Linked DNA regions of Homo sapiens: region 2 is linked to region 1. The links are chromatin loops, found by intact Hi-C in ENCODE. Cell type or tissue: GM12878. All regions are shown on one strand. Each heading gives the region's core, and the rest is flanking DNA. Links, peaks and the distances in the headings are about the cores only.

Evidence for each region. Peaks named below come from ENCODE experiments on the same cell type or tissue, not always from the same donor. Only the 100,000 strongest peaks of a DNase experiment are listed, where the experiment ranks them.
Region 2: a loop joins it to region 1, with 7 times the contacts of the local background. A loop is called at or near these places in 3 of 110 quality-filtered maps.

Annotation. Positions count from the first base shown.
Region 1 is chr2:25,354,442-25,369,301 of GRCh38, reverse strand. No RefSeq gene overlaps it. Among named protein-coding and RNA genes, the nearest start is that of DNMT3A, 20 kb to the right of the region's middle. RefSeq lists enhancers at 6,560-6,609, 6,660-6,759, 7,030-7,109, 10,327-10,862, 12,736-13,236. In GM12878, for the core only: a CTCF peak has its summit at 7,198 (motif pointing left); DNase peaks (open chromatin) are centred at 6,451 and 7,101; H3K4me3 peaks cover 1,065 bases; H3K27ac peaks cover 1,500 bases.
Region 2 is chr2:25,447,506-25,462,365 of GRCh38, reverse strand. DTNB (dystrobrevin beta) reads left to right here. Exons shown (of 21, transcript NM_021907.5): 11 at 6,872-6,961; 12 at 10,731-10,818. Among named protein-coding and RNA genes, the nearest start is that of DTNB-AS1, 34 kb to the right of the region's middle. RefSeq lists an enhancer at 9,114-9,173. In GM12878, for the core only: no CTCF peak of the experiment used is centred there; a DNase peak (open chromatin) is centred at 8,995; H3K27ac peaks cover 1,246 bases.

The sequences.
Region 1 (14,860 bases), core at 3,106-11,105:
GATGTTGTCTCTGCAGCACAAGGTAGGAGGCTGCAGGATGTACCTGAGAAACGCAATCGCACAAAGCAATTGTTCAGCACCAAATATGGGGGACAGAAGAGTGCTAAGGGGAGAAGACTCCAACCATAAATAAATAAAATGGCAGCAAATTAGGAAATAACAGAAACCATACTGTCTCATGACGTCCATTCACTTGCTCATCACAGCCTATCCAAGGCTGCTTTCAGAGTTTCAGTGAGTTCTTCACTGTTCCCTACTCTTGTAAGCTCTTAAATATGCCTGCTCAGCTCCTCTTGCTTCTTTGTTTTTTAAAAACATACTAAAGGAACTATTTTTGCAGCAAAACCTTCCTCCTCGGATAAAACTTCACTTCACTGGCTCTGGCTTTTGAAGCCAGGCTTTCCCTCCTCCAAGCCAGCGCGCCTCCTCTGAGGTCCCTTTCAGTCTGGAGGCCTGTGGTGATGTCAGTGTGCCTCAGCTGTTTTCAATTAAACCCCTCGAGCTGAGCTGAATAAATGGCTTCAGCAAGCTGATTTTCCAAAGGGTCCACCTTATTTTGAACCAACATGTCAAAACAAAATCAATTCAACCTGAAACACATACAGTGCAAATAAATACATCTCTTCACAGATTTACCTTAAAAATTACAAGGGCAGGCTGGACACGGTGGCTCACGCCTGTAATCCCAGCACTTTGGGAGGCTGGGGCCCGTGGATCACCTAAGGTCAGGAGTTCGAGACCAGCCTGGCCAACATGGTGAAACTCCGCCTCTACTAAAAAATACAAACATTAGCCAGGCGTGGTGGCGGGCGCCTGTAATCCTAGCTACTTGGGAGGCTGAGGCAGGGAGAATTGCTTGAACCTGGGAAGTGGAGGTTGCAGTAAGCCAAGATCGTGCCACTGCATTCCAACCTGGATGGCAGTAAGCCAAGATCGTGCCACTGCATTCCAACCTGGATGACAGAATAAGACTCTGTCTTAAAAAAAAAAAAAAAAATTACAAGGGCAAAGCAAGATGCGAGGGCCTCTCCAGTCCCAGCCCCACAGCTCCCCTGGGGTGAGAAGGAGGGAGCTTTGATTTCAGTGTCCTCAAAGAAGGAGGCAAAGAAATGACAGCATAGCCCCGTGTCCTGGCCTCGGCATGGCTAAGACTGCTCCTGCCCGCCTCCTGCCCACCTCGGGCCCAGGACTAGGCCAGTTGAGGAGGAAGCATCACTTCACCTGCTGCCGCCTGTCTCCTTGGCCTGGTCCACCACAGCCGCCGGCCTGGTAGGTGCCCGTCCCTAAAGAAAGTCAGCTGCGGAGGCTAGAAGGGTGATACCTCTCAGCCCTGCACCAGGCTGAAATCCCCGCTCCCTGCCAAGTGCAGGGGTCCCCACGCTGACGCTGGCACTTGCTCCTGCCCCGTTTCATTTGCCAGCTTTGCTCTCTGGGAAGGGGCGCTCTGAGGGGAACCCTACCCGAGGGGCCAGGCCAGGATGGTTTGGACTAAGAGGTGGACGTTTTGGGTCTAAATTGGAGGGCAGAACAGAGGGTGGCCCAAAGTCTTATTTTGTTCAGCCCAGGAGGCGTTTTTAAGACAATTTAATGGGTTGCAAATGGTGAAATATCAGAAGATTTAACAGAAAAACCCAGATTTACAGTATCTCTGGAAAAGTTAGACTACCTGGCTCTACTGGTCCCACAATTCCCCCATGGCAACATGTCTGCTGAGACCCTCAGGCTCCCCCCACCGCCTGTAATCGCTGGCCATGCCTGTGTCAGGCAGCTGCTCCAGGGCGGCCATGGAACTGGCACTTTCCCAGCTCTGTGTGGGCATCGTTACATCCTCTGAAGCCCTGGCCAGAGAATGCCTTCCTGGGCCATTCTCAGGCAGCAGGCGACCTCCCTCTGACTCTAGAGAAGAATTAAGAACTGAGACAACTGGCTGGGCGTGATGGCTCGTGCCTGTAATCCTAGCACTTTGAGAGGCTGAGGCGGGTGGATCACCTGAGGTCAGGAGTTCGAGACCAGCCTGGCCAACATGGCAAAACCCCATCTCTACTAAAAATACAAAAATTAGCCAGGTGAGGTGGCGGGTGCCCGTAATCCCAGCTACTCAGGAGGCTGAGGCAGGAGAATCACTTGAACCCAGGAGGCAGAGGTTGCGGTGAGCCGGGATCGTGCCATTGCACTCTAGCCTGGGCTACAGAGCGAGACGCCATCTCAAAAAAAGAAAAGACAACTGAATTTCTGGGGAGCACAGATTTGTGGGAAAATGTCCACACTTACAATTATTCCATCCCCTTTTACCTTGTGGCTTCTGTGCAAAGCCACAGTTTTAGGACAGAAGATGCAGAGAGGGACCTCACTGCCGAGTCAGAGACGGTCCCCTAGGCCCCGGCCAGCTGCTTCCAATGTCTGCTGTCACTGCCTCTGCTCCCATCATTCAAGGCCGGGGGAACTCCAGTGGCAAAAGCCCCACACCCCCAATCTACATGTGGGTTACATTATTTTGTTCACCACTGGTCAGTGCAAAATTTGCATAGGTAATTCTCAAGTGCTGGTATTCCTGGCAGATGTGACACTGGGCCACCCCATAGTGATGGTGGGCCTGCCAATGACTGTCCAGGATGGCCTGGGGCTATAAGTAGGAAAGGAGAAGTTTTAGAGAAACAAGGAACTGAGGCAGAGTAGAGAGAAGCCCCTTCAACATAGGCAGAGTTGTGAAGTTAGTACCCACCCCGCCCAGTCACACGGGGCCTTGAACCCAAGAGTTGTTTTTTTTTTGTTTTTGTTTTTGTTTTTTGAGACAGCATCTTGCTCTGTCACCCAGGCTCAAGTGCAATGGCGTGATCATGGCTCACTGCAGCCTTGACTTCCCGGACTCAAGCAATCTTCCCATCTCAGCCTCCCAAGTATTAATAGCTGGGACTGTAAGCAAATGCCGCCATGCCTGGCTAGCTTTTTTTTCTTTTCTTTTCTTTTTTTTGTTTAAGATGGAGTCCAAAATCAGGACGCTAACAGCTGGATTTTTTTGAGATCCAGCCCAGGCTGGAGTGCAGTGGCATGATCTTGGCTCACTGCAACCTCTGCCTCCTGGGTTTTAACGATTCTTCTGCCTCAGCCTCCCGAGTAGCTGGGACTACAGGTGTGCGTCACCATGCCCAGCTAATTTTTGTATTTTTAGTAGAGATGGGGTTTCACCATATTGGCCAGGCCGGTCTCGAACTCCTGACCTCGTGGTCTACCTGCCTCGGCCTCCCAAAGTGCTAGGATTACAGGCCTGAGCGACTGCACCCAGCCTTTTTTTTTTTCTTTTTTTCTTTTTTTCTTTTTTTAAATAGAGACAGGGTTTTGCCATATTGCCCAGGCTGAGCTCAAGCAAGGGGCTTGTCTCAAACTCTTGGGCCCACCTTGGCCTCCCAAAGTGCTGGGATTACAGTTGAGCCTCCGCACCTGGCTCCTCTGAGCTTTTTAACATGCTCTTCTTGTCTTCCTGAACCAACTATAAGGTCCCTAAAGTCAGGGATAGTGATATACACCTTCGAGTCCCTCAAAATGTGCGAATACTATGTTCTCCAAGATCCCTGGTAACTAAAATGAGTGCTTGTGGACAAATACCTAACACGCAAATGATTTACTAAATATATAGAGAGATAATGCAGGTAATTAAATTTCTGCCTGTTAACCAACACACATGAAATGCTAGGATAGTGTCTGAACAAAGTTTACAAATAATAGTACTATTTTATTGCTTTAAAAAAATCCACCTGTCTTCCTGAATGACGCACCACCCACCCCACCCCAGCCCAAAGCTAAAGCATCCTGGACAAGTTCTTATGCAAAGGAGCAGGCCTGTCTCAGGCCTCTAGAAGAGTCGGCTCCTGCCTGGAGGCACTTCCTGGCTAGGTGGGAGACAGTCCAATCACCATGGCCCACAGGAAGCAATAGCTCACTCTGTGCCAGTTACCGCTGAGGGTATTCCTGCTCGGGAACACCCAAATGAGGTATAAACTTTCCCCCAGACACTTGAAACTTGAAAACTTCCCACCAACCTGAAACACGGGAGCAGGAGCTAGAAGACAGGGTGCTGGCACACGGTGGGTGCCAGTTCCCACCAGCCTGAAACATGGGAGAAGGAGCTAAAAGACAGTGCTGGCACACAATGGGTGCCAATTCTGAATGGCAAATGACTAATGTATTGTGACCCGGAGGGTGTGCTGGCCTGGAAATGAAGCTTATGTTAGAACCTAACGATTGTGCAGACTGGCCCTGGAATGGGGAAAAGACTGCTTTTTAGTGTGGTTAATGAATACGTGTTTTAAGGCGATGCCGAGGGTGTCCATCTGTAGAGAAAACTTGGAGAGGCTAACGAGGATGGGAAAGCTTGCACAGTCACTAAGAGGGGATCTGAGGTGTGGGTCCAGGACCCATGATTGTCTGGTGTGCCCGCTGCCCACCCAGCTGCCTGGGAAAGACTGGGCGCCTGTGTCCCAGCCTCTGGTTATTGTCTGAGGGCTCCCAACCCCGCTCCAACTCCCACGTCCTGCTTGTCTCTTGCTCAGCTCTGTCTGTGCTCCACCCTCAGCTCACCTGCCCATTGACGTGACCTGCCCAGCTCCCAGGAGCATTTATATGTGTGACTCCTGCCCTCTGCTCCAACCTTGGTCCCTAAGTCATCCAGTCCTGCTGGGGTGCCTCCAGCTGCCCCGGGCTTCCTCCATGATCTCCCTAGACCTGGTCTAAATCTGTCACCTCTTGCCTCAATTTGCCCTTTTGAATCTTCTCCCTTTCCTTTTTCTGCGAGTCTGCACCCTGCTGGCCCCTTGCTAAGTCTCCTCCTTCTGTCCCTGTCTTTGCTCCCAAGGGTCCTCACCAGCGAGGGTTCTGCCTTCTTCTCTGGAGTTGTCTCATCCTCCCTGTTTCTTGGAGGCCTGTCTGGGGCCCTGCTTCTCAGGGAGGTACCTGAGGGTTCCTGGGATCCCTGGGGACCATGCCTTCCTGGACAGCTATAGGGTTCAATGGAAAAGCATGGGTTCTGGAGGGCAGGCACACCTTCATTTGAATCCTGACGCTGCTCCTTTCTAGAGTGACCTCAGGTCACTGCCTTATTCTCTGCATCTATAAAATGAAGATAATTCCAACCTATTTAGTTGTTCTAAGGATTATATTAAAATGTGTAAGAGACCTGGAGCAGGGCTGAGCACATAGCAAATGAGTAATAATGGTTGCTTTCCTTTCTTCCTCTGACACTAGTGTCTGCACCATCCACTGGGCACTGTGGGTCAAGCCACACTGAGCCGCACTGGCCAGACCCTACCTGGACTCATAGGCGAGAGGCTACAGTGATGGGGACAAGGGAACCTGGTACTGCCAGGGCCCAAGCCCCACGCCCGGTGCCAGGTGGCTGAGGATCTCCCCAGGCCTGGCACGGGTGCTCAGGCTTGGGGCGCTGATTTGTCTCCCCTGCCCAGACATGTAAAGGGCCACTTAAGGAGGTCGAGGGGTGGAGTCCAGGGCCCTGAGCCAAATCTCTGCCCAGGCTGTAGCCCTCAAGTCATGGGAAAATCTGCTTCTGGGGTGGAGGCTGGTCTTGGAATGGCAGGTAAGGAGCAGGACAGGATGGGGAGGACCACCTCGCAGACCTCACTCTCACCACCAGGTATACACACACTTGTGACTTGCTTGCCCCCTCAGTGGGTGAGCAGTTTCTTCAAGCCCTTGAAACGCCAAGGTCTTGTCACAGTTTTCTCCCGGGGCAAAGGGGCTACTTTCCCCTACACTAAAGAGAGCCCTCTCCGAACAATTTATTCTTTGCCAGAGATACTGGGCTCTGTGCAGGCTCCTAGAGGGAGCTTTCTCTACCGATCAAGAAGCATCTGCTTCCCTTATTCACTTAGCAAAAATTTCTTCTTTTTTTTTTTTTTTTTTTTTTTTTTTTTTTTTTTTTTTTTGCGGCGGAGTCTCACTCTGTCTCCCAGGCTGGAGTACAGTAGTATGATCGGCTCACCACAACCTCTGCCTCCCAGATTCAAGCCATTCTCCTGCCTCAGCCTCCCGAGTAGCTGGGATTACAGGCGCCTGCCACCATGCCCGGCTAATTTTTATATTTTGAGTAGAGACGGGGTTTCAGCATGTTGGCCAGGCTGGTCTTGAACTCCTGACCTCGTGATCCACCCGCCTCAGCCTCCCAAAGTGCTAAAATTACAGTCGTGAGCCACCGCGCCTGGCCCCAGAGATGGCTTTCTGTCCTGAGCAAGAAGGAAATATTCTGGAAGTTATACTTTCCAATGCTTTCCTCCCCACCAACCGGACAAAAGGCCAGGGGCCCACTCCAGCTGCCCTAGGGAATCCCCCAACATCTCACCTCTCCTTAGCTCCTCTGGGCTTCTGCAGTGACATCAGTGTGACTTCAGCACTGCGCTTTTTGAGCTAGCGGCTCTGCTCCGCTGCCCTCGGGCCCCACTTCCTCTAAATTCCCCGTTCCTCTCCCCGTGGCTCCACTTCTTCTTCGGGGCCGTGGCAGCGTTCTTCAATGTTCCCCGTGCACAGCCTGGATCCTGGCTGCCGCCTGTCCTACCTGTCCACGAGCTCCCCCTCTTTTTTTCCTCACTCTTGACTCAGAGAAACCCCACCCAATGCCTGCCAGATAGCGGAAGCTTAACAATCAGTTGTTAGATGTGCAAATAAAATACAGCCACAGATCGTTATATTGGTAACACAAACACAACATTCAGAGACCAAGAAAATGAAAAAGGGAGGTCTAGAAGGTCCTCACCTTCGTTCTTTTGTAAATAACGATGTCTTTATTATCAACAGGTCCCACCAAGGATTTTCCTGGTGTGTAAATTTATGAGGTGTCTTATAAAGGAATGACAAATGGAAAACACAGTTCATTATACACTTAACAAATTGCCTTTATTAAAAAAACAAAAACCAGGAAATCAGGATTGTCCTTGAGGAGTGAACACACCCAGGGGCCATGCCCCAAATGTTCTTTCTGTGTCAAGTGAGCCAACCCCGTCCCCTCTGTCCCATTCCCACACACACGTTTCCTCTTGCGCAGCTCAGGCACCGGGACTGGGTCCCCTCCCTAGCCCTGCCGGGAAGGAGAAAAGAAAGCGAGACTGAGCCCAGCCAATCAACAGTCAGCATTTCTGAAGCTCCTCCCCAAATACAAATATGCGCTCCGCCCCCGCTAGCGCCACCTGGAGGGTGAAGAGCGAAATGCGGCGACTGCACTGGGTCCTCGGCCTGGCGGAGCCGCCCACTTCGCTGGTTTTTGCAGCCGATGGAGACCCGGACTCCGCTCCGAAACCTGCTGACCGCGGTGGGGTTATTCGGAGCGGAGCCGCCGAGGGGCTGTCGAGCGCTTTTGAATCTGTTTACTTGAAATGACTTTCCCCACAACTTTCCCTGATTTCTATTCCCACTTGACCAAAAGAATGAGTTTGATGTGGAAAAGTGGCCAGAAAAGTGGCAATAGTGGTGTTAGGTGCTCAATGGCATCTCTTTGGGCTCAGCCTCCATTAAGCAAAGTAGATGCCTGGGGTGGGGAGGTGGCACCCTTTTTCCGGATCCCCAGTCAGTGGGGCAGGGGCTTCGGACACTGTCCCCACAGCTGGACTAGTGGCCCAGAGATCCTAGAAGGGACCCAGCCTTCCCGCGCTGCACCCAGACCTCCGGGGTGTGACCGCCAAGCTGTCCTGGCTCCCCTGCTCAGTGGCCTGATGGGGGTCTCAGTCCCGCACTCCCTCGTGGGGTCGGGGCACTAAAACAATCATTTTTTCAGGCCATGCTCCTTGATCCTAATTTAAAAGGCGGCCTGGCCGGACGCGGTGGCTCATATCTGTAGCTCCAGCACAGAGTTGGAGGCCAAGGCAGGCGGATCACCTGAGATAAGGAGTTTGAGGCCAGCCTGGCCAACATGGTGAGACCCCCGTCTCTACTAAAAATACAAAAATCACCCGGGTGTGGTGGCACGTGCCCGTAGTCCCAGCTACTTGGCAGGCTGAGGCAAGAGAATCGCTTGAACCCGGGAGGCGGAGGTTGCAGTAAGCCAAGATCATGCCACTGCACTCCAGCCTAGGCGACAGAGTGGGACTCTGTCTCAAAAAAAAAAAAAAATTAGCTGGGTATGATGGTGCAGTCTGTAATCCCAGCTACTCGGGAGGCTGAGGCAGGAGAATCGCTTGAACCCGGGAGGCGGAGGTTACAGTAAGCTGAGATCACGCCACTGTACTCCAGCCTGGGTGACACAGCAAGACTCTGAGACTCCATCTCAAAAAAAAAAAAAAAAAGGAGGCCTGGGAAGGATCCCCTCTGAGACATGGAAGACTTGCTTGACTCAAGGTGGGTTTTTTCCTTGAGTCCCTCAGTAGCCCTCAGGACAGTCCCTCAGGTGCCACCTGCCCTCCCCTGCAGGAGAGGTTTGTTCTGGGAGGAGAAGCCCAGACAGGCACGGGTGGCGGGAGGGCAGGTGGGCATCTGCCCCCAACAGGCCTCTCTGCTTTGGGAAGCCCAGGTGCCCTCGGGACCCTTGAGAAAGGAAAGGTGGCGGGGAGAGAGGAGGGCAGGATGAGTTTTTTTTTATTGACCACCTACTATATGCCATATGCTATGTAGATTTCTGACCACGACAGCGGCCTCCTAACAAAGGCCCAAGAAAGCTGACTTTAAAATTACATTTACATGCCCTTGAATAGCATATATTAATTTTACACAAAGGAGAATATGCCTTTAGGCTGTTTTCCTTTTTCTTTCTTTTCTGTGGCCAAAAAAAAAAAAAAAAAAAAAAAAAGTGGGAGGGGGGTTGATGGGCTTAGGACAGAAAGGAAGAGGTATGCCACCAAAATCACCTGAGAAGAGAAGGGGGGGCTGGGGGTGGGGGTGGCCTGAGAGAAGGACAGACCCTGGCCTCTCCCAGTGGATAAGGAAGAATCTTGCTCTAGCAACTTCAAGATGGTTTGCCTGGTCAAGGAGGGGAAGGGACAGGGCGAGTCCATGGGCCCTGCTCAGGGCTGGCTGCTGGGAAAGGAAGGTCTGTGTCAGTCATGGAATCCAGGAAATCTGCCAAGTTTAAGGCTCAAGGGGGATGGGGGAGCCACCTTTTCTAGGGCCACTATGGGTGGTCTTGGGGCCCTCAGAGGACTTGCTTCTTGGGCACCTGAGTTAGACCTGGCAGAACCAGCAGACACCTTAGGACCTAAGATGGGCCCTCCCTGCCACTCTCTGGGCAAGAGCCCCAAGCCCATATCTCCAGGGTCTGTGTGGAGGGCACTGCTGGGCCCCTGAGAAGTGCAGAAGGTCAGGCTTTCCTGCCCTGGCTTAGCAAAACACCCGGCCTCCATCTCCCCCATTGTTCCCTTGTCCCCACGAACATGCTAGCCCAGTTCTGCTCAGGAAAATCAGCCCCCGCAGCCCAGGTTCTTGCACCTTCCTGTCCTGAACTTCTTTGTCCCTGTCTACTCCTCTCCCCACTGTTCACAGCCCCCAACCTCCCAGGGGCCCACATTCAGCTCCTGAAATTCATTAAGTGTGGCAAGGAAAGGTCTCCACTCAAGAGATTTCAAGATGTCTGGGGACAGGCAGGTTTTCCAAATGACCCTGGAGGCCGGGTGCTTGGGACGCAGTGAGAGGGAGGGGACAGCAAGGGGAGGGCTGGGTTAGATCTGCTCAGGGACAGAGCTGTGAGCCAGTACCCAGCCTGGCAGCAGGTGGGCTGGGTGACAAGCCCTCGGCCTCAGCCAGTCTCTAGCACAAGAGAGCCCCGGGCCCCCTGGGAAATTCTGTGTGGACAGAGGGTGAGGTGAGAGTCCTGGTCTGGCCCTGGCTCTGCCGCTGGCTTGCTCAGAGCCCCCTCGGGACCTCAGCAGCCTCATCCTTAAAATGGACAAAACAAGGGCTGGGGCCAGGTGCAGTTGCTCACACCTGTAATCCCAGCACTTTGGGAGGCCGAGGCCGGCAGATCTTGAGGTCAGGAGTTCCAGACCAGCCTTATCAACATGATGAAACCCCATCTCTACTAAAAATACAAAAGATCAGCCAGGCATGATGGAGCGTGCCTGTAATCCCAGCTACTCGGGAGGCTGAGGCATGAGAATCGCTTGAACCCAGGAGGCGGAGGTTTTAGTGAGCCGAGATTGCACTATTGCACTCCAGCCTGGGCAACAGCACGAGACTCCATCTAAAAAAAAAAAACAAAAAAACAAAAAAACAAGGGCTGGCCTGTCTGCCTCCGGGTTTGTGACTAGGATCTCATGAGAGCTCTGTCTGAAAGGGGAATTTCCCCTGTCTTCTGTGAAATGAGGAATGGAGAGAAGCAGGGAAGGCAGGCAGTTCATGTCAGCTAAGGCTGTGGAGTACTCGCTATGTGTGGGCTCAGTACCAGGCACTCAGCACCCTCTCATTTAATTCTCCCAACAACCCCGCAAGCCAGGCATGATCAACAAGAGCACAACATCTGGCGAGTGGGCAAGCTGGCACGAGAATCCACAGCTCCCAATGCGAAGCCCCTGCCCTTTACCCAGTGCCACTCTGGGACAGATGTTCCCCTGAAGGACACCCTCTGGGGTGGGGAAAATGCCCTCACTGGAAGCCTGGAAGTTTAGTGCTTGGCCCCAGCTGGCTGAGTGGACTTAGGGAACTGACTTAACACCTCTGCCCTCCATGCCGTCCTTTGTCTGAGAGGAGGTTTACTCTCTGGGAGTCACTTTTATGATCCCAGCCCTGATCCTTTGTTGGGTTAGAAAAGGAATGAAAATGCAAATGGGCGTTAGACCTGGAGCCAGGGGCCAGGGCCCTGGCATGGGCCTCAGGACTATTGCCCTGCTTTTGAGCATCCCTACATGTGGCCTGGGCCTAGCCACCCCAGGAGACAGGCAGGAGCCTGTTACAAGCCCATGTGTCAGAAAACTAAGGTCAAGTGAAGAAACACGACGTCTCAGGGTCCAAGAGCAAATTAGAGGCAGAGCCAGGGTTGGAATCCAGGTCTTCCAGCTCTTAGCCCAGCTGCCCGGCTCAGGCCCCAGCTTGGAACAGAGGGGGAAGAACAGGAAAAAGGGGCTGTGGCCTTCTCTGAAAGCTCCAGGGGAGGACCAATGTCCTTGCCTTTGCCAGCTTCTAGAAGCACCCACATTCCTTGGCTTGTGGCTCCCTCCTCCATCTTCAAAGCCAGACATAATGCGTTGAGGCCTTCTCATGTTGCATTGCCCTGACACTGACTCTTCCATCTCCCTCTCCCACTTTTTTTTTTCTTTTTTTTTCTGAGATGGAGCCTTGCTCTGTTGCCCAGGCTGGAGTGCAGTGGTGTGATCTCAGCTCACTGCAACCTCCACCTCCCTGGTTCAAGTGATTCTCATGCCTCAGCCTCCCGAGTAGCTGGGATTACAGGCATGTGCCATCATACCTGGCTAATGTTTGTATTTTTAGTAGAGACGGGGTTTCGCCCTGTTGACCAAGCTGGTCTCAAACTCCTGACCTCATGTGATCCACCTGCCTCGGCCTCCAAAGTGCTGGGATTACAGGCATGAGCCACTGCACCCGGCCCTCCCTCTCCCGCTTCTAAGGATGCTTGTGATGACATTGGACACACCCTGATAATCCAGAATAATCCCCCCAACTCTAGGTCAGCTATTAGCAACCTTAATTCCATCTGCAACCTTAATTCCCCTTGCCATGTGGCCTGACAAATTCACAAGTTCCAGCAATTTGGACATGGACATCTTTCAGGTGCCACTATTCTGTCTATCATATGCCCCTCGTCCCAAAGGGTATATATTAGGTTGTTCTGACATTGCTATAAAGAAATACTTGGCCAGGGCCGGGTGCAGTGGCTCACGCCTGTAATCCCAGCGCTTTGGGAGGCCAAGGCGGGCAGATCACCAGGTCAGGAGATAGAGACCATCCTGGCGAACCCTGTGAAACCCCGTCTCTACTAAAAATACAGAAAAATTAGCCAGGCATGGTGGCAGGCGCCTGTAGTTCCAGCTACTCAGGAGGCTGAGGCAGGAGAATGGCATGAACCTGAGGGGTAGAGCTTGCAGTGAGCAGAGGTCACGCCACTGCACTCTGGCCTGGGCAACAGAGCAAGACTCTGTCATAAAAAAAAAAAAAAAAAAAGAAAGAAAGAAATACTTGGCCAGGCATGGTGGCTCATGCCTGTAATCCCAGCACTTTGGGAAGCCGAGGCAGGCAGATCACTTGAGGTCAGGAGTTCGAGACCAGCCTGGTCAACATGGTGAAACCCCGTCTCTACTAAAAATACAAAAATCAGCCAGGCATGATGGCAGACACCTGTAATCCCAGCTAGTCAGGAGGCTGAGGCAGGAGGATTGCTTGAAGCCAGGAGGCAGAGGTTGCAGTGAGCCGAGATCGCGCCATTGCACTCCAGCCTGGGTGACGGAGTGAAACTCCGTCTCAAAAACAAACAAACAAAAAAACACACAAAAAAACTTGAGACTGGGTGATTTCTAAAGAAAAGAGTTTTGATGGGCTCATAGTTCTGCAGGCTTTATAGGAAGCATGATGATGGCATCTGCTTGGCTTCCAGGGAGGCCTCAGGAAGTTTCCAATCATGATGGAAGGCAAAGGAAGAGCAGGCAGGTAGCAAAAGCAGGAACAAGAGAGTGAGAGTGTGCTCCCACACTTTGTGAGAGATGCTATGTGTCACTTTTAAATGACCAAATCTCATAAGAACTTACTAACACATGGACGGCACCAAGGGGATGGCGTTAAACCATTCACAAGAAATCCAGCCCAGTGATCCAAGCACCTCCCATGCAAAGGATTACAGTTCGACATGAGATTTGGGCAGAGACAAATATCAGGGGACTTCTAAAAACTGACATCAGGGGACTTCTAAAAAGGTGCATGTCTTTTACCTGCCGTGGGTTGAGATTTGTACCTGCCATCCTCCTCTGTTCCTCCCTCAAGTCTCTGTCCAGCCGCAGCCTCAGCCTTTGAGGATTTCCCCTGCATCCCACTTCCTGCCTCCTGAGCATGCCCCGGAAATGTTCCCTGGGGAGTGTCGGCTCCTGGTGGGAAGGCCCTGGTGCCCACCTTCCTGGTGCCTCTCTGTCCTTCTGTCCCTCCCACAAGGGGACCTATGGCCCTGCAGCTGCAGGGGGACAGGAGAACAGGCCCAGGGTGCTGGCCAGGCTCAGAGGGGGAGGCCCTCAGGGAAAGGGGAGTCTCCTTCCCCAGATGGATCCAGGGGGCTGCTGGCTGCTGGTGGGGGCAGCTGAGAAGGGCCCAGAAATGTCTATGGAATTGCTTCCCCTCCTCCCACGTCCTGAAGAGGTTTCCGTGTCCCGATGGCAGTGCCGGCTGGTAAGATGGGGAAGGTGAGCCAGGCTGTGTACATGGGCTGCTGGAGGGGCATTTTGCTGCTGTGTATTATTGTTTTATTCCCGGCACTGCTGGGGGTGGTGGGAGTGAACCCAGGCAAATGACTGAGCCAGGCTCTTCTGGGAACCGGCAGGAGGCCCTGAGTGTGTCCATGTCTCCCTGTGGTGCTGGGACAGCTGGGATTCGGGCTGGGATTCTGTCCTCACACTCTCGGACAGTCTGCTCTGGGCTGCCTGGGGTAGTCTTAGGTCGGGTCCAGCCCCCTTGCCTTTGCTCCTGTGGTGGGCAGCTTCTAAAATGGCTTCCTGGTATCTGGATCCTTGTAATCCCCTCCACTTCAGTGTGGGCTGGTTCTAGTGACTGGCTATTAACGGAGAGAACAGCGCAAATGCCTCCAAGATTTGGTTATGAAAGTTCGTCTCTTCGCTTGCCACACACTCTCTCGCTCTCTCCTCCTTCCTCTCTGGTGAGGCCAGCTGCCATCTTGGGAGCGTCCTGTGGAGAGGCCCACGTGGCAAGGAGCTGAGGGCAGCCTCTGGCCAATAGCCAGCATTGAATTGAAGCCCTCAGTCCACCAACCTGTGAGGAACTAGATTCTGTCAACAACAACCATGTGAGTGAGGCTGGAAGTGGATCCTTCCCCATCAAACCTTGAGATGACAGCAGCCGGACACCTTGATTGCAGTCTGTGAGAGAGCCTGAGCCTGAGGACCCCAGCAAGCCACTCACAGATTCCTGACCCATGGAAACAGAGAGACAATACGTGTTGTTTCAGCCGCTAAGATATGGGCTAACTTGTTATGCGCTGTAGATAACAAATGCACTCCTTCCTCCCTGACCTCTTGCCTCGGAAATACTGAGTCCCTTTGTCTTTGGCCTTCATTCATTCATCTGGCTCGCCCTGCCTCCCTGAGCCCCCTTCTCTCTCCTTTGTTGTCATCTCTTCCAGCCCCAGGTTGTAGCCTACCCCCGAACCTCTGGTCTCCACACTCCCCGGAGAGCCCATCCCTTCATGGCTGCAGTGTGAGTAGTGTCACACCGATGGCGCTGTTCCTCGAGTTATTCTCCACTCCATCCGCTCCTCTAAATTCAGTTACACTTCTCCTCTGGCCCCTGAATATACGTTTGATCTGGATGCTCCTAGAACAATGCAAATCAGTTGCTACGTCCCTCCTCATCTGTTTTCAGTCAGCAATAGATGTTCCCTTTGTGGTTTTTTGTTTGTTTGGAGATAAAGTCTTGCTCTGTCACCCAGGCTGGAGTGCAGTGGCGCAATCTTGGCTCACTGCAACCTCCGCCTCCCAGGTTCAAGTGATTCTCCTGTCTCAGCCTCCCGAGTAGCTGGGACTACAGGCACCCGCCACCATGCCCGGCTAATTTTTTTTTTTTTTTTTTTGTATTTTTAGTAGAGACGGGGTTTCACCATGTTGGCCAGGCTGGTGTCGAACTCCTGACTTCAGGTGATCCACCCACCTTGGCCTCCCAAAGTACTGGGATTACAGGCATGAGCCACTGCACCCGACCAGGTGTT
Region 2 (14,860 bases), core at 4,709-12,708, 91 kb before region 1:
GCTTGTCCTGCCTCTGACCTTGTCCCGCTATTGCTCACTCTTCATCCCCACTTCCCCCATTTCAGTCCCGTCCCCTTGCTCCCTGTCCCTACAGATGTGCCTCCTGATGGCTTGCCTGCTACCACTAGAAATTCTGCTGACATCACGAGATATTATCACCATCTCTTAGAGAGCAGTTCTCACACTGGAATGCAGCTAGCGCACCTGCAAACTTGTTCTAAATGCAGATTCCCAGGCTGCGTTCCCCGATTGATTGAGCAGAAGCCTGGGAGTTCTAAAGGAGGTAGTCAGGGGAAACATATCTTTAGAAATGCTGCTTTAGACTCTACCAGTCCCATTCAAGACCCTCTGTCCTCAGCTCTGGTCATCATTAGCATTGGCTTAGAGCTAGGGGATGCCTTGGGAATGTGCCGATCACGGAGCCTCACGGAGTGTTCATCTTATTGTCACTCCTCATTTTAGCTCTGTGGTCGTTGTACTGACCTTTGCTTTTGCTGATCTCCCTGATTGGATAAAATTGTATTGTGTCCTCTCAGAGGAGGACAGTGTCCCCGCTCATCAAAACACTTACTACATTTGCAAGTTTACGTTTATTGGTGTGGTCATTTCTTTTCCTACTGGAGTGTTGTTAGCAGCAGCCATGTCTGGGTTTTGTTTACTGTGGTGTCTTCATCACTGGATACCTAGTAGGTGCTCCGTACATTGTTTCAGGTGCTCAATTTCCATCAGTAATGCTGTTAGAACTATTGGGTATTTAGGCATCACCTCGTTTTATGGATTGAATTGACATTTGACAGTTTAGGAATTCTTGTTTTTATAGGAAAAAAATCTGAATTGTAAACTATTGACTCTGCTTTGGAAAAACAAATTTCTGAAACAAACCTTGTTTGTTAGTTGGGGGTTATATATATGTTGCATATTTATGTATATATGTATATTTATATTTTATCAAAAAGGAAAGAGTTTAAATTTTCTTAATCTGGTAAACTAGGTACAACTTTGAATGGGGGAAGAACATTACACCCCACACCCCAAACAAAATTATCAGAAAATTCATGGTCATTTAACTTCCTTATCTAACTACTAAGAATGCTTTTCATTGTGTTCCAGATCTCTAATTATATGACAAACAATACTGGTTCTGAATAGAAGTCTTCCTATAGGCCAGGCCTGGTGGCTCACGCCTGTAATCCCAACACTTTGGGAGACCAAGGCGGGCGGATCACCTAAGGTCGGGAGTACAAGACCAGCCTGGCCAACATGGCAAAACCCCATCTCTACTAAAAATACAAAAATTAGCTGGGCGTGGTGGCACACACCTGTAGTCCCAGCTGCTCAGGAGGCTGAGGCAAGAGAATTGCTTGAACCCAGGAGGCAGAGGTTGTAGTGAGCCTCTGCAGTGATCACACCACTGCAATGCAGCCTGGGTGACAGAGTGAGACTCCGTCTCAAAAAAAAAAAAACAAAAAACCTTTCTTGGCCTCAGTTCCCTTTCTAGGTACCCTCTATATCTCTCCTTCCCATTTCAGAAAAACTTCTTTAAAGGGTTATCTGTAGAAAGAAACTTCAATTTCTGTTCTGCCATTTCCTTTCAAACACACCCAGTCAGACTTTCACCTCCTGTTATTTTGCCAAAACTATTTATGTCAAGCACACTGGTGACTTCTAAACCACAGAATCCAGTGGTCAGTTTTCAGTAGTTAACCTTACTTGATCTGTCAGTAGCGTTTGACATAGATCTCTCCTTTCTACTTGAAACGCCTGTTGCACGTGGCCTCCGGATATCATGCTCTCCTAGTTTTTCTCATTTCTTCTTGGCCTCCTTTGCAAGTTTTTCCACACTCCTTTGAAATCCGAATGGTAGTGTGTGACAGGGACCACTTCTCTTTTCTGTCTTCACTCACTGGTAGTAGGCAGCTGTAGCCAGACTCATACTTTTTATAACACTGATAATATTGGTGACTTCTAAATGTATTTTTCTGGCCACAGCTTTTCCCTGAGCCCTTACCTCGTATATCCACCTCCTGATGAGTACCTTCGCTTGGATATTTAATACATATCTCATAATTAGCATGTTCCAAACTGAGTTCTCTATCATCCCCCACCAGACCTACTTCTCCCTTAGCCTTCCCCATCAGTTCATGACAATCCCATTTTCCCAGTTGCTCATTCAGAACCCTTGATTCCTCTCATTCCCTTACATCCATCTCCACTTCCTGACTATGAGATCAACTGTATACAAAAACACCATGGAAATTTGTTCAAGATTCTGTTATTTCTTACGACCTCTGTTAAATGCTGTTTTCCTAGCCCACTCTTGTCTCTCACCTGGAAGATTGCAGTTGTTTTCTAATTGACTGCATCTTCCCCTGTTCTCTAGCAGTTTACTTTCTAGAGAGGAAATATCTTTTAATTTTTTTTAGAAACGAGGGTCTTGCTATGTTGCCCAAGCTGTTCTCTTAACTCCTGGGCTCAAGTGATCCTCCCACCTCGTCCTCCCAACGTGCTGGGATTACAGACATAAGCCACCACACCCGGCCTAATGATCTTATTAAAATATAAATAATATCAGGGCCGGGTGCGGTGATTCACACCTGTAATCCCAGCACTTTGGGAGGCCTAGGTGGGTGGATCACTTGAAGTCAGGAGTTCAAGACCATCCTGGCCACCATGGCAAAACCCTGTCTCTACTAAAAATACAAAAATTAGCTGGGCATGGTGGTACACGCCTGTAATCCCAGTTACTCAGGAGGCTGAGGCAGGAGAATCACTTGAACCCAGGAGGCTGAGGTTGCAGTGAGCCAAGGTCACGCCACTGCGCTCCAGCCTGGGCAACAGAGCGAGACTCCATCTCAAGAAATAAAATAAATAAAATAAAACCATATGTCACCTCTCAATAGCTTCTCATATCAGAGTAAAAGCTAAAATACTTATAATGGCCTACAAGAGAGTTGAAAGGGATAACGTCCGAAATGAAAAATTCAATGGATGGACTTACACTGAACTTAAAGACACGGTAATACTAATTACCCAGAGTGGAGCACCGAGAGGAAAATGACTGAAAACGAACTGAGCCTCTGGGACCTGTGGGATAATGTCAGGCAGTCTAACAGACGAGAGGGAGAAAAAATATTTAAGAAACATTTTTTCCCAACTTTTCAAAGAAATTTTTACATATTCATTAAAAACTATAAACCTACAAATACTTATAAACACAACAAACTGTATGCCAGGATAAACAAAGAGAAAACTATACCAAGGCACATCAGAATCAAATTGCTGAAAATCAGTGATGAATAAAACATTTAAAAAGCAGCTAGAGAAAAAAAAAAAAGACATATTACATACCTGAACCCAAGAGTTCAAGAACAGCCTGGGCAACAAAGTGAGACCCTGTCTCTACAAAAGATTTAAAAATTAGAGCTGGGCATGGTGGCTCATGCCTGTAATCCCAGCACTTTGGGAGGCCGAGGCAGGCGGATCACGAGGTCGGGAGATCGAGACCATCCTGGCTAACACGGTGAAACCCCGTCTCTACTAAAAATACAAAAAAGTTGGCCAGCCTTGGTGGCGGGCACCTGTAGTCCCAGTTAATCAGGAGGCTGAGGCAGGAGAATGGCGTGAACCCGGGAGGTAGAGCTTGCAGTGAACAGAGATTGCACCACTGCACTCCAGCCTGGGCGACAGAGCAAGACTCCATCTCAAAAATAAATAAATAAATAAATAAATATTAGCCGGGTGTGGGGGTACACACCTGTAGCCCCAGCTACTCTGGAGACTGAGGCAGGAGGATTGCTTCAGCCCAGGAGGTTGAGGCTGCATTGATCCATGATTGCACCATGGCACTCCAGCCTGGGTGACAGAGCAAGACCCTGCCTAAAAAAAAGACATGTTACGTACCAGGAAACAAAGATAAGAACAACTGTTGATTTCTCTCTCTCTTTTTTTTTTTTTAACTGTTGATTTCTCATTAACCCTTTTCCCATTTAGAAAAAAAGTACGGCTCGCTGCCAGTGCTCCTTTAATTTTACATAAACACGCTCTTTAAGGCTGAAGCAAAGCTGACTGATTTTCAATGTGAAAATAAAATACACAAACTGTTTTTGTAGTTATTTCTAAACAGAACTAACATCAGAATCATCTGAGTCATCAGAATCATCTATTTCGGAAAAAATTGATTCATTAAATGAATCTTCAGCCAGCCGTTTGAGAACGATGTTAATAATTAACATCAGCCAGGCATGGTGGCTCACACCTGTAATCCCAGCACTTTGGGAGGCAGAGGTGGGTGGATCACAAGGTCAAGAGATCGAGACCATCCTGGCCAACATGGTGAAACCTCATCTCTACTAAAAATACAAAAAATTAGCTGAGCATGGTGGCGTGCACCTGTAGTTCCAGCTACTTGGGAGGCTGAGGCAGGAGGATGGCTTGAACCCGGGAGGCAGAGGTTGCAGTGAGCTGAGATCACGCCACTGCACTCTAGCCTGGTGACAGAGTAATACTCTGTCTCAAAAAATAATAATAATAATTAACATCATGCACAGGAATGCTACGCTTTCTAAGCTTTGGCATTTTCAGCAATCAAGAATTACAGTATTTTGTAAATGGAAATACCACTACTAAGAATAGAATGCTATAAATAGAATGATGTCTTTTCTTTCCAAAGTCCGTGTACTAGAGTGATGAGAGAATAATAATAAAAGCGAGATATTTCATGGGAAAGTTATCTCAGGGTAAATGCTGTATCTGCAAGCGCTGCCAGTGAGTATTCTCGGGACAAATGGGAAAAGGATTAAAAGCAATGCAAGCCAGAAGAAAATGGAACGGTACCTTGAAAGCACTGAGAGGACTTATTTTTCTTCATTCTAAAATATACAGATTTTCTAGCTTTTTCCACTGAGAAGGCCTAGAATCGGTGAGCCTAGAACAGTGGGCACCCTAGCATCCTGACTGCAGTCTCTAAATACTCTTTGCCAGTAAACGGAACGAGGGATCCTTAGAAGGATGGTTCATTCCAAGTCTGGGACAGGATATATAACAAACAAAACTACAGGGCCAGGCACAGTGGCTCACACCTGTATTCTCAGCACACTGGGAGGCCAAGGTGGGTGGATCACCTGAGGTCAGGAGTTCGAGACCATCCTGGCCAACATGGTGAAACCCCGTCTCTACTAAAAATACAAAAATTAGCTGGGCGTGGTGGCGCACGCCTATAATCCCAGCTACACAGGAGACTGAGGCAGGAGAATCACTTGAACTTGGGAGGCGGAGGTTTCAGTGAGCTGAGATTGCACCACTGCACTCCAGCCTGGGTGACAGAGTGATACTCCGTCTCAAAAAAAGAAAAAAAAGAAAAAAAACTAGAGCATTTTATTGTGCTAGAAAGCAGGAAAGCTAATAAGGTCTAATGGTTATATCAAAAGAACACAAGAGCCTATTACAGGAGCTCCCACTGGCCAAAGGTAGGAGAGTTTGAGCTTCAGAAAGGTGACTGGGGCCGGGCGCAGTGGCTCACACCTGTAATCCCAGCACTTTGAGAAGCTGAGGCAGGGAGATCACTTGAGGTCAGGAGTTCAAGACCAGCCTGGCCAACAGAGGCGAAAACCCGTCTCTACTAAAAATACAAAAATTAGCTGGTGGTGCACGCCTGTAATCCCAGCTACTTGGGAGGCTGAGACAGGAGAATCGCTTGAACCCAGGAGGCAGAGGTTGCAGTGACCCGAGATCATGCCATTGCACTCTAGCCTGGGAGACAAAGCGAGACTCTGTCTCAAAAAAACAAAAAAACAAAAACAAAAAAAAACCCAGAAATGTATCAGTCACATACAAACATAAAAGAAACCTACCAGCCATTTGCAAAGTGGGGACTTTGTTTGGATCTTGACTTTAATTGTAAATGGACATTTTTTAAGATTTGAGGAAATTGGCAGATGGACTGGGATACTAAAATATTTTTGTCTGTGTTTTTAGGTGTGATAATGGTGTTAGGTTGTGTGAAATGTTTTTACTATCTGATAGATGTACAGGCTCAAGTATTCCCAGGTGAAATAATTGCCTGGGGTTTGCTTTTAGCCACTCGTCCCTGCACAAAATGTTGGAGGAATGAAAATTCGATTAGATAACATTGACAAAATGTTGACATTCATTCAAGTTTTGCTATGGGTACCTGAGGGGTAGTCATTAGATTACTCTATTTTATGCAAGTTTTAATATTTCTGTAGTAAAAAGTTAGAAGACCATGTGCTTAAGGACCTTTCATGTATCTATAAGAGAGAGCCTCACTCAGAGTATATAGTGTTGCCTTATAATTAGGCGCAGTTCTAATGAGTTTGGGATGGGTACCAGTTTTATGGGAGAAATAGACTGATGCTAAAGGCAGTATCCTTATAGAAATAAAAATGTTTAACTGGCAACATGAAGTAACACTGAAAATTCTTAGATGTACACAAAAGCTTATAAAAGCATAGCGCTAGGGGGTCATGTAGTGATATTTAGTAGATTGGCTGTGCCTCAGTTGTCTTGCCAGAAGGCATCTTCTAAAAAGTGCATCATCACAGAGCGCAGCACCCGAACAAAAGTGGTACATGCGGCTCCCCTGCCGACTCAACAGGTTCTTCCCAAGGGCTGTCATGTCAGTGGGCCAGCGCCACTCCTGAAGGACTGCTTTTGTTTAAAGGATTTGAGAGATGGATTCCTGAGGATCTAACACCATATTCCATTATGCATTGTGGGTTTTTTATTGTTTTCCTTATCATGATTTATTATTTTTTAAATTTTTCTTTGAAGTTTGCTCATTTTAATCCATGTTCATTTCTCCCTCTGTATGTGTTTGTGTCACGCTTGCTGTCTTTGCCTCCATTGTTCCTAGGTTACAGTATAGCCAGGATATACCCAGTCACTTGGCCGATGAGCATGCGCTGATAGCCTCCTATGTGGCCCGTCTGCAGCACTGTGCACGGTCAGTGGTGGTGCAGCAGCAGTGGGTAGCCACGGGTGATCAGAGGGAGGGAGAGCTTTGCTACCTGGGGTTGTCAGCTGGAAAAAAAACTGCATGTCAGGTTTTTCTTGAGCAGCTACCAGCTATGTTTGGCAGAGTTAAAATAGTTGCTAAGCATTAGCTTCTACAAGAGAGGGAGGCTTGCCAAGCCTGGGCGCTGACCTAAACATGGAGTCAGACATTCTCCTTTAAAGTGGGGTTCACTTCCTTCAGCTTACACTCAAAAAATATATAAACCTATGAGGGATCGCAGTACTCACAGAGGTATCTGATGCAACCTCTTCCTGTTCATTCTTACCTAACTAATGAAATCTTTCTATTGACATTCCAAGTTTAGAGTTGATCAACCCACAGATATCCCACTTTGTCTTATCTGGGGACTTTGATACTGTCACCCTATTACATCTTTACCACCCTTTATCTGTTAGCAGGAATCTGTCAGTGTTGATTATTTAAACCGGTGATTCCCAACAATGGTATTGGGTCACTGTCACCTGAGGGTCTTTTTCCAAATTATGTAGACCCTCTCATATTATAATAGTTACATGTATTATAATAGCTCCACATTCCCCTTACCCTGAAAACTACTGCGGTAGTGACTCACTGTTAATAAGAGAATGTGTCTGATTCTTCAGTGGTTTGGGATGGAAAAACGTTTGATAACTGCTAACTATAGCAAAGTTAATCCTTTTTTTAAAAGATTTAATACCGAAAAAAGTGGTATTACTTTCAGGTAGGTCCAAAGTCTCCTGCTCACTCCATGCCCACACCCACCACCATTCTTCAAGTAGGATGACAGGTAAAGTTTAAGCAATCTAAAGCCATCCTTCCCCTACATAACAGCAAAGAAGAATCACAGTGCCAAACAACTTGGAAAGCCATGCTTTGAGATTCTTGTTCTTAGAGAGAAAACCATAATTTATAAGCTGTACACATAACAGAGGCTGAAGCTTTAAATTTTGATCTTAGTTTTGCTTATAGCATGCCATGGCTCCTTGGGAGGGTCATCTGACCTTGCTGCTACTTCCCCTAATAACAGAAGAATAAATTAATAGTCAGTTGGGAAATATACATATGAAAAAGACTTTTAAATATTATACTTTATACCGTTTTCCATAGTTTTCCTGATATGACTAAATAGCATCACTATTCTGGGGTATTTATGTATCTCTAAAGCTTGGAGAAGTAGAGTTTTCTTTTCTTTTTTTTTTTTTTTGAGACAGAGTCTCACTGTGTCGTCCAGGTTGGAGCGCAGTGGTGCCATCTCAGCTCACTGCAAGCTCTGCCTCCCGGCTTCATGCCATTCTCCTGCCTCAACCTCCCGAGTAGCTGGGACCACAGGCGCTCATCACCACACCCAGCTAATTTTTTTGTATATTTTTAGTAGAGACGGGGTCTCACTGTGTTAGCCAGGATGGTCCCGATCTCCTGACCTCGTGATCCGCCGGCCTCAGCCTCCCAAAGTGCTGGGATTACAGGCATGAGCCACTACGCCCGGCTGAGAAGTAGGGTTTTCTAAGCTTCTAAATATGTTTAATAGGCTTACCCTCTAGGAGGGAAGGAAGGGCCTGATAATTGTGTGCACTGCATCACAGAGTGTCTCCTCATCCAACAGATGATTTCTTTGCACACTGTCCCAGCCTCTTGGTCTCTAGGAACAGAGTTGTTTCACCCTAGGCAAGACAAATTCTTTATTATCACTAAAGGCAATTGTCCAGAGTGAGCAAAAGTTTCCATGGTAAAAATAGCAGCAGAATGTTTGACAAGAGACTGTTACCTAGTAATTTAGCCCAATAAGATTTATGGTAGGTTTAGCTAAGGCCCTGAAGTCTCACCTTGGCTCCCTGAACAAAAATTGGTGGCTGGTAGCCCTGGGAGAACATGATGAGTGAGTGAGTACTACATGACTTCTTGATTAGTAATCTAAGAAGCTGAGCTTCATACTTCTTCCGAGAAGTCAGAACTTTTCTGGCTAACTAATTCTGAAAATGAAAGTCAATTCAAACAGAAGAATAAGGATCCTTTCTAATCATTGACCTTAAAACCTCTCATCAACACAAGCTTCTAGTTTCTGGCTAGAAAACATAGCCAATTAAAGCAGTCTGTCATCCACACTCATGTATAAATGACAAATAGGATCAACCTTCCTAAGGAGATAGAATGTGATTGAGAAAAAGGAGCTCTTTTGCACAGAAGAACCTATTGTATCCCTTGCCAGATAACAGAGGTCAGCCACTTTAGGCCCCACTTCTTCGGCTACCAATCCCTCCATAATATGATCCACTTGTATCGTTAAGCATTCATTTTTATTGTTTTTTTTTTAATTTAAAAGATAGTTCTCTTATTTCAGACAAATACCTTTAAAGCACAAATATTATAGTTTATCTCTCACCTTGGGGCCTTGACCCTAAAATATTAAAGCCGCCTAATAGTAGTCTGTTCTTATTACAAGATCATTTTTGAGAGGGTGATCATCCTGAAGATGGATATTTGCATGCTTAAAATTATAAAGTGTTGACAAATGTCATAGGCGAAGACTCGAAGCACTTAAAAAAAAATCCCAGAAGAAAGACTAAGTTAAGCTTAAAGACTTAGCCAAAGAGATAGAAAGATTAAAAAAAAAAAAACTAGAAAAAATATAGTTGATTCTACACATGAAAAGTTCAGACAGGTCTTTATTGATTTAGCCACACCCTTCCCAGATTCCCCTCAGTAATTATAACAAACTTCGATGAGTATTGAAGTCATGTCTTTAAATTTTTCTGTATGACTTGTCATACTGCCAAACTCTGATCAAGGGTTTTTGGAAACCCAAGAACATAGGGCCAAAGTGGAGGTAAGCCACAACAGCCACCTCTGGTCATTTAGTCAACATCATCACTGTCGTCTTAAAGCATCTGCCAGTCCTAAACAGAGAATTATATAGCCACAGTCCCTATTAATCTAGGACTGTCTTGATAAGGATAAATAGCATTTGGTATACTAAAGAAGTCATGTATTTCAGAATCAGAAGTTCCATATCAGCATCCCATATGCAGAGCCAGCCTATTACTCAAGAACCCTTCCCTCATCCAGATACCACATTGTCTGATAGCCTGTCTGAATGGGTCCTTAGATTTTTAGAGTATTGGTACTCTTGTTGAAAAGTAATGCATTAAACTAATTAACTCCAAGATGGGGCTATAGATGTAGAATGAGCATAGTAAAGGAAGAGAAAGGGGCATGAAAAGGGGAATATTTGATGTCATGGAATCTTTCCAGCTTTACAGTGTGTTTGGCCTGCCCTGGCAAGGCCAAACTTTTGCTTAGCCAGTGTTAAGTATATTTTTTCTCAGCCCTCTGTTTTTCATGATGCTTTAGTTTTCTCTTGGTCTTTTTGAATTTGAGATCAAGGTCTAAAAAGTCATCAGTTTTAAACATTTGGTTAGAAATCCCTGCCTCAGACTTTGTGGGTGCCCTGTGTTTTCTCAGGCCTTGCATTCAAAATGAAGTGCCCCTTTGATGGTGGAGGAGCAGCGGGGATGTGCTGCCAGTGAGGAATGACAAATGTGGCCTCCTCATTTCTCTAAATCCCCTTTTTTTCAGAAGACCATTAGTATCTATGACCCAGGCCTCTAGTTCTTTTATTACCATTCTTTTATGAGCTTTTCTTCCATCTGTTCTTTCTGAGAATGGAACAAGAATAAGGGATGTTTAATAGACACTTGTTGCATTTTTATTTCCTTGGCAGTGTTCTGGACAGTCCTAGCCGACTGGATGAGGAACACCGTCTTATAGCTCGCTATGCTGCCCGGCTGGCTGCAGAAGCAGGAAACGTGGTAAGTTAATGGAGGATCCCAGGAGAGTAGCAGAAATTAGCATTACTTTAATATGCAAATGGAAAGGGAATAGTAGACATGAAATTTAGGAGAACAGGTACCTCGGGGACACTTTCCACTTTTCCACATGCTAAGAGTAGAAGGAAACTTCCTCACCCTGATAAAGAACACCTACAAAAACCTACAGTTAAGATCACACCTACAGTTTAAATTTTGAAATATTTCCCCCTAATATTGGGAACAATTCAGAGATATCCACTTTCACCACCTCTATTCTAAATTATACTGGAGGACCTAATTAATGCAACAAGACAAGAAGAAAGGGGTATAAATATTGGAAAGACAGAAGTAAAGCAGTCTTTATTTGAAGATGACATGATTGTGCATATGAAGTCCTAAGAAATCTAAAAAAACACTAGTAGAACAGATAAGTAAATTTTATAGTATTGCTACAAGATATAAAGTGTATATCCCAGCACCTTGGGAGGCTGAGGCGGGCAGATCACTTGAGCTCAGGAGTTTGAGACCACCCTCTGGCAGCATAGTGAAATGCTGTCTCTATAAAAAATACAAAAATTAGCCAGGTGTGGTAGCACGCACCTGTAGTCCCAGATGCTGGGAAGGCTGAGGTGGGAAGATTAGTTGAGCCCGGGGAGGTCAAGGCTGCAGTGAGCCATGATTGTTCCACTGCACTCCAGCCTGGGCAACAGAGCAAGACCCTGTCTCACAAAAAGAAAAATACTATTTACTGTAGCATTAAAAATACCAAATACTTATGGATAAATTTAATGGAAGATGTTCAAGTCTGAAAACTGTAAAACATTGCTAAAAGAAATTAAAGAAAACCTAAATAAATGAAGAGGTATGCCATATTGATGGATTAAAAGATTTAATATTGTTAGGATGGCAGATTTTCCTAAATTGATCTATAGATTTAATACCAATTCAAATCTCAACAGGCTTTTTTATAGAAATTAGCAAACTGTTTTTAAAATGTATTTGGAGAACCAAAGGACCTAGAATAACCATAACAGTCTTGAAAAAGAAAAACAAAGTTGGCAGACTTAATCCTACTTGACATTAAGACTTACTATAAAGCTATAGTAATCAAGAAAGTAAGATACTGGCAAAAGGATGAACAAATAAATCAAAGGAACAGAATAGAGTATCCATAAAAGACACTCATGTGTAAGGTCAAATGACTTTCAACAAAGGTAAGAAGCAAATCAGTCAGAAAAGGAAACTCTTTCTATTTTTAACAAATGCTGTTGGAACAACTGGATATCTACACAGGGAAGAAAAGAATCTCAACCCCTGCCTCATACCATACAAATAAATCAATTTGAAATGTATCATAAACTTAAACATAAAAGCTAAAACCATAAAGCTACTAAAAGTATAGGAGAATAATTCTTCATTCTCTTAGGAAGAATAAAAATTCATTAGAGTTTATAGGGATCACAAACCATTTTAAAAATTGATAAATTAGACCCTATCAAATGTAAAATCTTTTGCTCATTAGAAGATACTATTCAAGGCAGGCGGGTCACAAGGTCAGGAGATCGAGACTATCCTGGCTAACACGGTGAAACCCCATATCTACTAAAAATACAAAAAATTAGCCGGGCGTGGCAGTGTGCGCCTGTAGTCCCAGCTACTTGGGAGGCTAAGGCAGGAGGATGGCATGAACCTGGGAGGTGGAGCTTGCAGTGAGCCAAGATCACGCCACTGTACTCCACCCTGGGTGACAGAGCGAGACTCTGTCAAAAAAAAAAAAAAGAAAAAGAAAAACAGACAAACCACTATCTGAAAGAAAATATTTGCAAAACATGTCTGACAAAGGACAGAATATATAAAGAATTCCTGCACCTCAGCAATAAAAAGACAAGCCTTTTTTAAAAAATGAGCAAAAGACTTGAACAGATATTCCACAAAGAAGATATGCCAGTGGCCAATAAGCACATGAAAATGTGCTTGATATCATTAATCATCAGGAAAATGCCAATGATACCACTGTATACCCACCAGAATGGCTACAATGAAAAAGTTGGATGATACCAAATGTTGGAGAGGATGTGGAGCAACCAGAAATCTCACCCTGTTGTTGGCGGGCCTATAAAATCATACAGCTACTTTGGAAAACTATTTGGCAGTTTCTTAAAGAAGCAAAATTTATACTATGACCCAGCAATTCTACTCTTAGATATTTATCCAAGAGAAATGAAAACATGTTCACAAAAAGCGTTGTACAAGAATGTTCATAGCAGTTCAATTCATAATAGCTGGAATAGCCCACGTAGTTATCAACAGAATAGATAAACAAGATGTGTTATATTCATACAATAGAATTGTCTCAACACAAAAAGGAATAACATTGATACATGCAACGACATTGGTGAATATCAAAAATATTATGAGTAGTAAAAGAAGCCAGACAAAAAAAGTACGTACTGTTTTTTTCTATGTGAAATTCTAGAATAGGCAAACTAACTTATCCTTTGCCATAAGTTAATCATCAACTCCTAATCATAATCAGATAAGAGGCTGTTTCTAGAAATGGAAATATTGAAGAGAGACGAGGAAACTTTCTGACTTGATAGAAATATTCCACATTTCAATAGGGGTGTGGGTTGCAGGAGTGTACATTTGTCAAAACGGATTAAATGAAATACTTTTTTTTTTTTTTTTTTTTGAGATGGAATCTTGCTCTGTCGCCCAGGTTGGAGTGCAATGTGGCACGATCTCAGCTCACTGCAAGCTCTGCCTCCTGGGTTCACACCATTCTCCTGCCTCAGCCTCCTGAGTAGCTGGGACTACAGGTGCCCGCCACCACGCCCGGCTAATTTTTTGTATTTTTAGTAGAGATGGGGTTTCACCGTGTTAGCCAGGATGGTCTCGATCTCCTGACCTCATGATCCGCCTGCCTCGGCCTCCCAAAGTGCTGGGATTACAGGCGTGAGCCACCGCGCCCGTCAATGGAATACTTAAGATCTAAGTATTATATCTCAATTAAAACAAAAAGGAACCAAGAATGTTGAATAAGGGTTTGATTGAAATAGGAAGTGGCTCCCCAGGGATTTGCAGTGTGTTTCCTGCAATTTTGAAATATTCATAATAAAATGTTTTCTCTTTTCCTTCTCCTTTTTCAATTCTTTACTTTCTTTGAGGAGTTATGTTCACATTAATATTCACCCACCCCCAACCAGCCACACACACTCATTTTATTCATTCAGCAAATACTTCTTTTGTTGCTGTACTGTGCCAGATTGGATACTATGGTGGACAAATGATTCCTGCCCTCATGGAACTAACAGTGTAGTGACAGAGACAAACATTAAACAAATAATCACACTACTAAACATAACTACAAATTATTATGTGCAGTGGAGGAAAAATGCAGGGAGCTGTGGAAGTGTAGAGCAGGTGCCTGATCTATTCTGGAGAGTAAGGGATAGCTTCTGTGAGAAAGTGTTACTTGAGTTGGGATCTGAAAATAAGTAGAAGAGAATTCAATTTCCTAGGAATTGAAAAGTAACTGAAAACCAAAGCAGGCCAAGAGCTACTGTTGCTGTCACTACTACTGCCACCCCTGCCCTGTGCTTGAATGTCAATTGTCAGGAATTTGTGTGGCAAAACCTCGGTTACGTGCAAAGTGAAGAGTTGGAAATGAGGTTCTCACATTAAGGTAGGCCCTTGAAGCATTATACCCTTGGTGAATATGTTGTATAAAAGATAACTAGGCCGGGCATGGTGGCTCACTCCTGTAATCCCAGGACTTTGGGAGGCCGAGGTGGGTGGATCACCTGAGGTAAGGAGTTCAAGACCAGCCTGGGCAACATGGTGAAACCCCGTCTCTACTAAAAATACAAAAAAAAATTAGCCAGGTGTGGTGGCATACGCCTGTAATCCCAGCTTCTTGGGAAACTGAGGCAGGAGAATCACTTGAGCCCAGGAGGCAGAGGTTGCAGTGAGCTGAGATCGCACCACTGTACTCCAGCCTGGGCAACAGAGCAAGACTCTTGTCTCAAAAAAAAAAAAAAAA